2 separate regions of the Homo sapiens genome follow, and region 2 is linked to region 1. The links are chromatin contacts, found by Hi-C or POLR2A ChIA-PET in ENCODE. All regions are on one chromosome and are shown on one strand. The core of a region is the stretch at or near the end of the contact, and the rest is flanking DNA. Distances in the headings are between cores, read along the strand shown.

What was found. A loop is a pair of places that touch in the nucleus more often than their neighbours do. ChIA-PET counts read pairs that join two places held with the same protein, here RNA polymerase II (POLR2A). Pooled maps may share reads with other maps.
Region 2: a loop to region 1 is called in a pooled map, with 2.7 times the contacts of the local background. The contact joins two enhancer-like sites. A Hi-C loop is called at or near these places in 2 of 37 single-sample maps with no recorded cell type and 2 of 50 pooled maps. POLR2A ChIA-PET finds 5 or more read pairs at or near these places in 2 of 52 experiments (WTC11 and activated B cell).

What each region holds. Positions count from the first base shown.
Region 1 is chr5:173,705,614-173,709,378 of GRCh38, reverse strand. LINC01484 (long intergenic non-protein coding RNA 1484) reads left to right here. Exons shown (of 3, transcript NR_108027.1): 3 at 1,504-1,780. LOC107984118 (a long non-coding RNA gene) reads left to right here. Exons shown (of 2, transcript XR_007059059.1): 2 at 1-1,306. It overlaps LINC01942 (long intergenic non-protein coding RNA 1942), which reads right to left. Exons shown (of 3, transcript NR_146727.1): 3 at 3,530-3,765. Among named protein-coding and RNA genes, the nearest start is that of LINC01942, 18 kb to the right of the region's middle. RefSeq lists an enhancer at 1,654-2,154. Within about 2 kb of position 1,837, at least 11 of the 41 ENCODE cell types and tissues checked have a DNase peak (open chromatin) inside an H3K27ac peak, as active enhancers do.
Region 2 is chr5:173,780,382-173,784,403 of GRCh38, reverse strand. All of the region lies in intron 1 of LOC107986482 (a long non-coding RNA gene), which reads right to left. Among named protein-coding and RNA genes, the nearest start is that of LINC01485, 8.5 kb to the left of the region's middle. RefSeq lists a cis regulatory region at 2,131-2,141 and an enhancer at 2,064-2,208. Within about 2 kb of position 2,188, at least 35 of the 41 ENCODE cell types and tissues checked have a DNase peak (open chromatin) inside an H3K27ac peak, as active enhancers do.

The sequences.
Region 1 (3,765 bases), core at 588-3,087:
GAGCTGTGAGAATAAAGGCTGGATATCAGGGAAGGCTTCCTGGAAGAGGTGTTGCCTGAAATGAGCCTGGAAGGATCACTTAGGGACAGAAAAGTCATTCCGTGTAGAATTCATGGTGAGTGACAGAGCCTAAACCCAGTCTCTTTTGCATGCTGAGCACTGAGACCCAGACGCTGGTGCTCAGACCTGATGACTTATTTTCCCAGGTACAGCTTGAGCAAAGACACAGAAGCAGAAGGCAGGTTTTTGGTTCCATGAACTCTACATCTGGCTACATACAAATGGTGAAGAGGAACAGGGAGAAACATGGTTGAAAAGAACAGGCTTGGACTTCAGGAAGCAGTAAAATGAGCGAATGCCATTTATGGTTACAAAGATAACTCAGCTGGGGGCCAAACAGAGACTGAAATGGAGTGGGTGAGGATGGAGGCCGGGAGGAGATGGCTGCAGAGGTCCCAGCAATGACAGTGGTTGTGGGAAGGGGCAACCCCAAGTCTTGTGCTCCCAACTGCAAATCCAGTGCTTTTTCTAAAAAAATATTTAAATAATTTATTTATTTTTGAGATGGAGTCTCGCTCTGTCACCCAGGCTGGAGTGCAGTGACACAATGTCGGCTCGTGCAACCTCTGCCCCCCGGGTTCAAGCGATTCTCCTGCCTCAGCCTCCCAAGTAGCTGGGATTACAGACGCACGCCTCCACGCCTGGCTAATTTTTTATATTTTTGGTAGAGATGGGGTTTCACCATGTTGCCCAGGCTGGTCTCGAACTCCTGACTTCAAGTGATCCACCCACCTCGGCCTCCCAAAGTACTAGGATGACAGGCGTGAGCCACTGTGCCCAGCCTTATTTTTTTTTTTAATTTATATTTTCAGAGGCAAACGATCCTTGCTCATTAAAAAAAGGAAATAGAAATTCAAAACAAAAATGCCTGTATCTGATGGGAAAGATGAGCCCAATGTTCTTTTTTAAAAAACCTTTATTATGAAATATTTCAACTGAACATATGCAGTTTATATTGTTATAAAGCATAACAAGCAATCAAACAGCTGTGAACCCACCACTCCATGTCAGAACTAGAACTTCCCAAAGCAGTCGGAGCTGAGGTGAGATCCACTCTGATGCCCTTCCCCAACTCCACGCCACCCCCCAAGACCTGACCACCTGATTACTCTGGGATTTCATTTTTGTCTCGTTCCCTTGCTTTGCTTTATGTCTTTACCAAATGTGAATGTGTGCCTAAACAATACAGTGCTCGATTTGCTTGTGTTTAAGCTTTATTACAAATATAACTTTGATCCTTCTGCTACTTGCAATTCTAAATTTGATATTACGAGTCTCAGCCTCATCGGCGTTGATGCGTGTGACCGACATTGATTCACTCTCACCAGTACGTGGTGTGTTCCGTTGCATGCATGCACCCCTGCTGGGGTATCCATTCTCCTGTTGGTGGACCTTTGGGTGGTATTAGTTGCTGGTCATCTCCATGGTGCTGTCCTCTTGCAGGTCTCCAGGACACATGTGCATGAGTTCCTCTAGGAAACCACGGTGTACAACTGCTGGGTTGCAGGCCCAGGGTTCTTTCCACTTCTCTATCCTCCCAAGTAGGGTCCAGCTGGCCTTAGTGCTGCCATGCTGAGAGCTCTGGGAGGGGCAACCCAGGGCAGACAGGCCCAGGCCAGCCACCCTGCCCCAGGCATTTCCCAGGACTCATCAGGCACCCAGCGGCCCCTCAGCAGTGAGCAATACCAGAAATCTGCCAGCTGGCTACTAACTGGGTCACAAGAGAGTACTGCTGTCTCACTCAGGGTGCGTTCCATTTCCTTCAGCACTTGCGCCAAGTAAGGCTGTGTTCACAGGCCACAAGACCCAAGGGAGATGGAAATCAGCTCACAGATGCTGAGCTGACTGCACACCAGGCAGTGTGCAAAGCACCTTACACATATAACTCACTTAATCCTCATCCCTGACTGCACGAGGTGGGCACTATTATTAACCCCACTTTACAGATAAGAAACTGAGGCGCAGGAAGTTGAAAATTTTGCCCAGACCAACACGTACAACTTCAAATCCAGACAGCCTGGCCGCTCTGCTCCTACTACTCTGCTACCCCATCTCTCAAGAGGGGAAAAGGACTAGCTCCTTGCCCAATCCTGAGGTTGTCAGCATTCTTTTACTGGCAAGGAAAACAAATGGAACTTCAATGAATATATGTAGAAAGAAAGACTTATTAGCTGACAAAAATCAATAGAGAAAAGACAGGTTAGAAGCAGATCTCAGGGCCCACTGGGTCCAGGGAGGCGAAAGCGCCCCTCCTTCTCCGTCTTCCTCCTCCACGTCTCTCTTTGTGCTGTTTTCATTCTTTCCTATTGCAAAAGGGCCTCCTCCCCTGGGCAGGTAGGTGGCTGCCTGCAACTCTCACCTCACCTTCTCACAGATCTGCCTATTTCTATTTTAAAATACAAACAAACCAAAAGCCAGAGAAGGTTCCTGACAGGCCCAGGAAAGGATGTGATTAGCTTAGTCTGGGCCACCTGCCCATTTTTTATGGACTAAATGTTTGTGTGTCTCCAAATTGGTATGTGGAAGCCCTACCCCCAGTGTGACAGTATTAGGAAGTGGGGCCTCTGAAAGGTCATTAGGTTTCAATGAGGTCATGAGGGTGGGGGGATCCATGATGGAATTAGTGCCGTTATAAGAAAAGGAAGAGACACCAGAGTTTTCTCTCCACCATGTGAGGTTACAGCAAGAAGGCAGCTGTCTGCAAGCCTGAAGAGAGCCCTTACCAGGAGCCAAATCTGCCAGCACCCTGATCTTGGACTTCCAGAACTGTGAGAAATAAATTCCTGTTCCTGAAGCCACTCAGTCCGTGGGATTCTATTAGCAGTCGGGACTGACTTGGACACTGTTCCTGGAGCAACGCTAGTGGCCTGGGGAAGCTGGGCCCTGGGACTGGTGCAGGGAGGGCCACAGTCCCAGCCTATAGCAGCTGAAGCTGCATTTGTCCCCAGGAAGAGGACATCACAGACACAACCCCAGAGGCAGTGGGAGGGGGCATGATTGATTGGGAGCAAGGCAACAGTCTAACAGGGCCCATCTGTGCCCAGGAGTGGGAGAAGCTCCTGGCCATGAAGAGAGCCCTCACCAGAGGCCAAACCTACTAGGACCTTGATCTTGGACTTCCAGCCTCCTCCCTGGAAACACGTGACAGCACATATGGGTGGTCTCCCTTCTTGAGCGAGGCCTGAGTCTTCACCCAGGATCCAACTAGACTGAAAAGAACTGTCTCCCTAACAGCACTCCATCAGCATTCAGAGAAAAGAGATTTCCACCTGGTGTTTTTAACCAACACAACCTCCTTCTACACCCTAACCCATAGAGGGCCCTGGGACCAGTATAAGAAGTGTGGGTGTTAAGCTGGGACTGCTAGAAGGAGCAGCAGCCCCATGGGAGCAGGGCAGGAGGGTCCCCTCTTGACCTGCTGACTGCAAACACTGCAGCCGGAGAGACACTCACTCAGGCCACGGTGGGGAGGCCCAGGGGAGGCACGTGTCCTCATTCTGCTAAGGCGATAGGGCTCGGGCACAGGACAGGCGATTTGACATCAGAAAATCCTGCAGGGGCTGGCCTGGCCTCTAGATGCACGTCCTCCCCTTCAGACCCACCCCACACTCACCCAGCCCTGGGCTCCGGCCACTCCATGGAGCCCGTGGCAAAGGCCTGATGTGTCCTCAGTGAATCCAGGTCAGAGAGCGGTCGAGCAGCAAC
Region 2 (4,022 bases), core at 939-3,438, 75 kb before region 1:
GGCTCTCCGTCAGAGAGTTGCTTCTAAGAGGCAAGCCCCAAGAGTTCTCCAAGGAGTCCCTGCAGGGGCCTGAACTTCTTTTGTTGGTGATGCCAGCCAGTGATGGAATCCAAATACTCAGTACTCGGCACTCATTACTGCCTTGGGAGCCAATGGCACATTTGTTAAAAAATAAAAACACATAGCAGCAGCTCTTTGGGGAGTTTGGGGAAAGGCATATCAAGCAACCTGGGTCGCTGGACACTTGAGTGAATGGGTCATGGTTAGTGGAGACTCCTTTGGGAGGTGGTGTAAATCACTCTAAAAAACTTAGGGCTATGACTATACCTTAGCAAGAAAGGGAGGTGGATTAGTTCCAGAAAGGTTTCTTTCCCATGCCTGCCTGCCTTTCTTTCTTTCCTTTCTTTCCTTTCTCTCTCTCTTCCTTCCTTCCTTCCTTCCTCTCTTTCTTTCTTTCTTTTTCTTTCTTTCCTTCCTTCCTTCCTTCCTTCCTTCCTTCCTTCCTTCCTTCCTTCCTTCCTTCCTTCCTTCCTTCTTTCTTTCTTTCTTTCTTTCTTTCTTTCTTTCTTTCTTTCTTTCTTTCTTTCTTTCTTTCTTTCTTTGACAGTGTCTTGCTCTGTCATCCAGGCTGAAGTGCAGTGGCATGAACATGGCTAACTGTAGCCTTGACATCCTGGGCTCAAGGGATCCTCCCGCTCCAGGCTCCCATGTAACTGGGACCACAGACATGCACCACCACATCTGGCTAATTTTTTTATTTTTTTGCAGAGACAGGGTCTTGCTTTGTTGCCCAGGCAGGTCTTGAACTCCTTGGCTCAAGCGATACTCCCACCTCAGCCTCTCAAATTGCTGAGATAACAGGCATGAGCCTCTGTGCCTCACTGCATTTATTTTTCTTTAATGTAGCTAGTTAAACTGGTTTCAACTGATCAAATATCCACCCTTCCTGGGCCAGGCACTGTTCTCAGTCCTGGGGAACAAAACAGGCAAAAATCTTTCCTCTCAGAATTTAGATTTCTAGTAGGAGGAGACACCCCAAATCAAAAATAAACACTGTAGTCTATTTATGGTATGCTGGTTCCTTTTGTTTTTCTGTGTTAAGCAGGGCTCTTAGAACATATTAGAGCTAAATGTTGTGCACATACATTCTTTATTACATAATAAAGCATGTAATAAATAAGGATTTACACTTATAAATTATTCTACTTGTTTCTTCTTTAACCACAAAATCAAAAGGAGATTTGGCCTATGACACATGCCAGTCAATCAGTAATAGGCAACCTTTTGGGCTTCTGTTGCTCCTATATTTTTCATTCAAGCATTTGAGAGAATTCAAGATGGATGCATTGAGGGCTCAGAAGCGAAATGTGCAAAGATCAGTCCATTGACAAACAAGACCCAGGGATCTCAAATCATAGACTCAGGTGGTACACATTCTCCACTACCTGCCTGAAACTACCTGTTCTATGCTCCAGACAAAGCTGGTTGTCATGGGTACACATGCATACGTCTCATGGAAAAGATATCATGAAGTGTACAGCTTTCTGTAGGTGACAAAGCATTTTTGCGTTTGTTATCTGACTCCACACTCCACATAAGGTTGCCAGATTTAACAAATAAAGTCATGAGACACACAGTTAAATTTGAGCAATATTTGGGACATGCGTACTGAAAAAAATCATCATTTATCTGACATTCAAATGTAACTGGACTTTCTGTATTTTATCTGGCAACCCTAACTCTACAACCCTCAGAAGTAGACAATATTAGCGTCCCCATTTGATCACTGAGGCTGAGAAAGTAAATTGCCTAAAGTCAATAAAGGATCAAAGGGTGAAAGAACTGCCCCTTTGCCCATTCACTGGTTGCTGGGAGAATGATCACTCCTGGATCTCATCTTCAGGCATCAGATGTGCTGGGGCCAAGTGTGGGGATCTCAGGGCAAGGAGGGAGGGGAGAAATGGAGGGACTGGCCATCATGAGTAGTGGACTACAAAGACTTCATAACAGAGGGCAGGGGCAGGGAGGTGTTGATGCTTTGTTGCAACTTAGTTTTGGTTTGCTTACTTTACCAGGGCCTGGGCACCCCAGCCAACAGGCTGGAAATGCAGGAAGCCATCTGGAGCCATGTGCTGAGTCACAGGGCCCAGAGAAAAACAAGAACATCGTGACGTCAGAGCAGGGGTGGGGAGAAATCTCCCTCGAGATCTCCGTGGGCACCGGAAATAGAAACTGCTCCCTTTGAAGCATCTATTAGAAGATCCAAGTCTCTAACAGATCACCATGAGATTTCAATTCAGTTCCTATTAAGCACCAACTGAACGCATGTGAGAATGTCAGGGAATCAGTTGGTGAAGAGGCAACCGTTTTAATTTAATTTTATTTATTTGAACAGAGTAAGCCTCTGTTCAATCCTGACTCATCTTCTTTCTTCTCTTACTACCCATTTGCCCTTGAGCAGTTCACTTAAACTTTCTGACCCCATTTCCTCTTCAGTAATAATAATTCTTGTCTCATTGAGATAGTGTGAGGGCTTAAAGGGAATTACATTTTTCAAAAGCATCTTGCACAGATCTGGCACAGTCAGTGGTAGGTCTTCTTAGCATAAGGATATAAAAAGATCTTTCTGTAAGGTTGGTGTGGGGATTAAATTGGATGACATATCTTTACTTTCAAGCAAGCTCTGGACTGAGCTCTTACTAAGGTTTCAGCTAAGGAGAGAGATTTCTTTCCTCCTCTCTAGACACTGGGGTAACTGGTTCTGGTCCCCCAGTGTTCTGGTTAGTAGAACTAAATACGTACACGCACAATGAATGTTTACACAACATCCGCTCATTCCATTCCACAAATATTTCTTTTAACATTGTACACATTACTGGCTCAGCCTTTGTAGAGGTCTAGAAAAACAAAATTAGGATGAATATCCCCATTTTGTTGCTGTTTTTTGTTTTTGTTTTTGTTTTTTAAGACGGAGTTTCACTCTGTCACCGAGGCTGAAGTGCAGTGGTGCCATCTCGGCTCACTGCAAGCTCCACGTCTCGGGTTCAAGCAATTCTCCTGCCTCAGCCTCCCAAATAGCTGGGACCACAGGGGCACACCATCTCGGGTGGCTAATTTTTTGTATTTTAGTAGAGACGATGTTTCACCATGTTGCCAAAGCTAATCACGAACTCCTGAGCTTAGGCAATCTGCCCGCCTCAGCCTCCCAAAGTGCTGGGATTGCAGGCATGAGCCACCGCTCCCGGCCTGCTGCTGATTTTTTAATAATCATTCTGTGGGAGGCACTATGCTAAGTATTTTGCATGCATCGAATTCTTGGAGCAATCTTTTCAAATTCGTGCTATAGTAACCCCCATTTTATAGATGGAGCAACTGAGGCTCAGTAGAGTTGACTGTGCTGCCCAAATGCACAGAACTAGTGGGTGGCAGAGTTGAGGCTCAATCCCAGCCCTGATTATCTCAAAGGTTCTGACTGTCACACTATGCGTGAGCTCCCAGAGAGAGAAAAACACTCAGTTGAAAATTTAGAGTTACTCATGCACAAAGGTATATAAACAACACAAAGTGGTTAGATGGGCAAATGCTGACGGAGAGGCTGGTAATCAGAGTTATGGGCAGTTCTGGGCTGGGAGATCTCCCTGAGAGCTGTACTATGAAAAGGGGCTTTCTAGAAGGTGAAAGTTTAGGTGGGGAGTAAAGCTAGACCTTGAAAAATGATGTGGAACAGGTAACAAAGCAAAGGCACGTTGAGCAGAGGCCCAGATGGTTTGGCCAAATATGGGCTGAGCTTAGTGAAGGTCAGGTAACCAAGGCAAGGTGTGCTTTGGAGAACAAAAGGAGGAAGGTTGAGCTGGCACAGTCTGGCTGGCTGGTATTAGCTTCTTGAATGATAAGCTCTTCAGCCTGGCTGGGGTGACTTCTAACTTCGGAACATCACTGCTTAGGGGATTCCTGTGTATCACACATTGGGCCTGAGCAGCAGAGCTAGGAGTTGTTCCTGTTATTGGAAAGGGAGGAAGTTT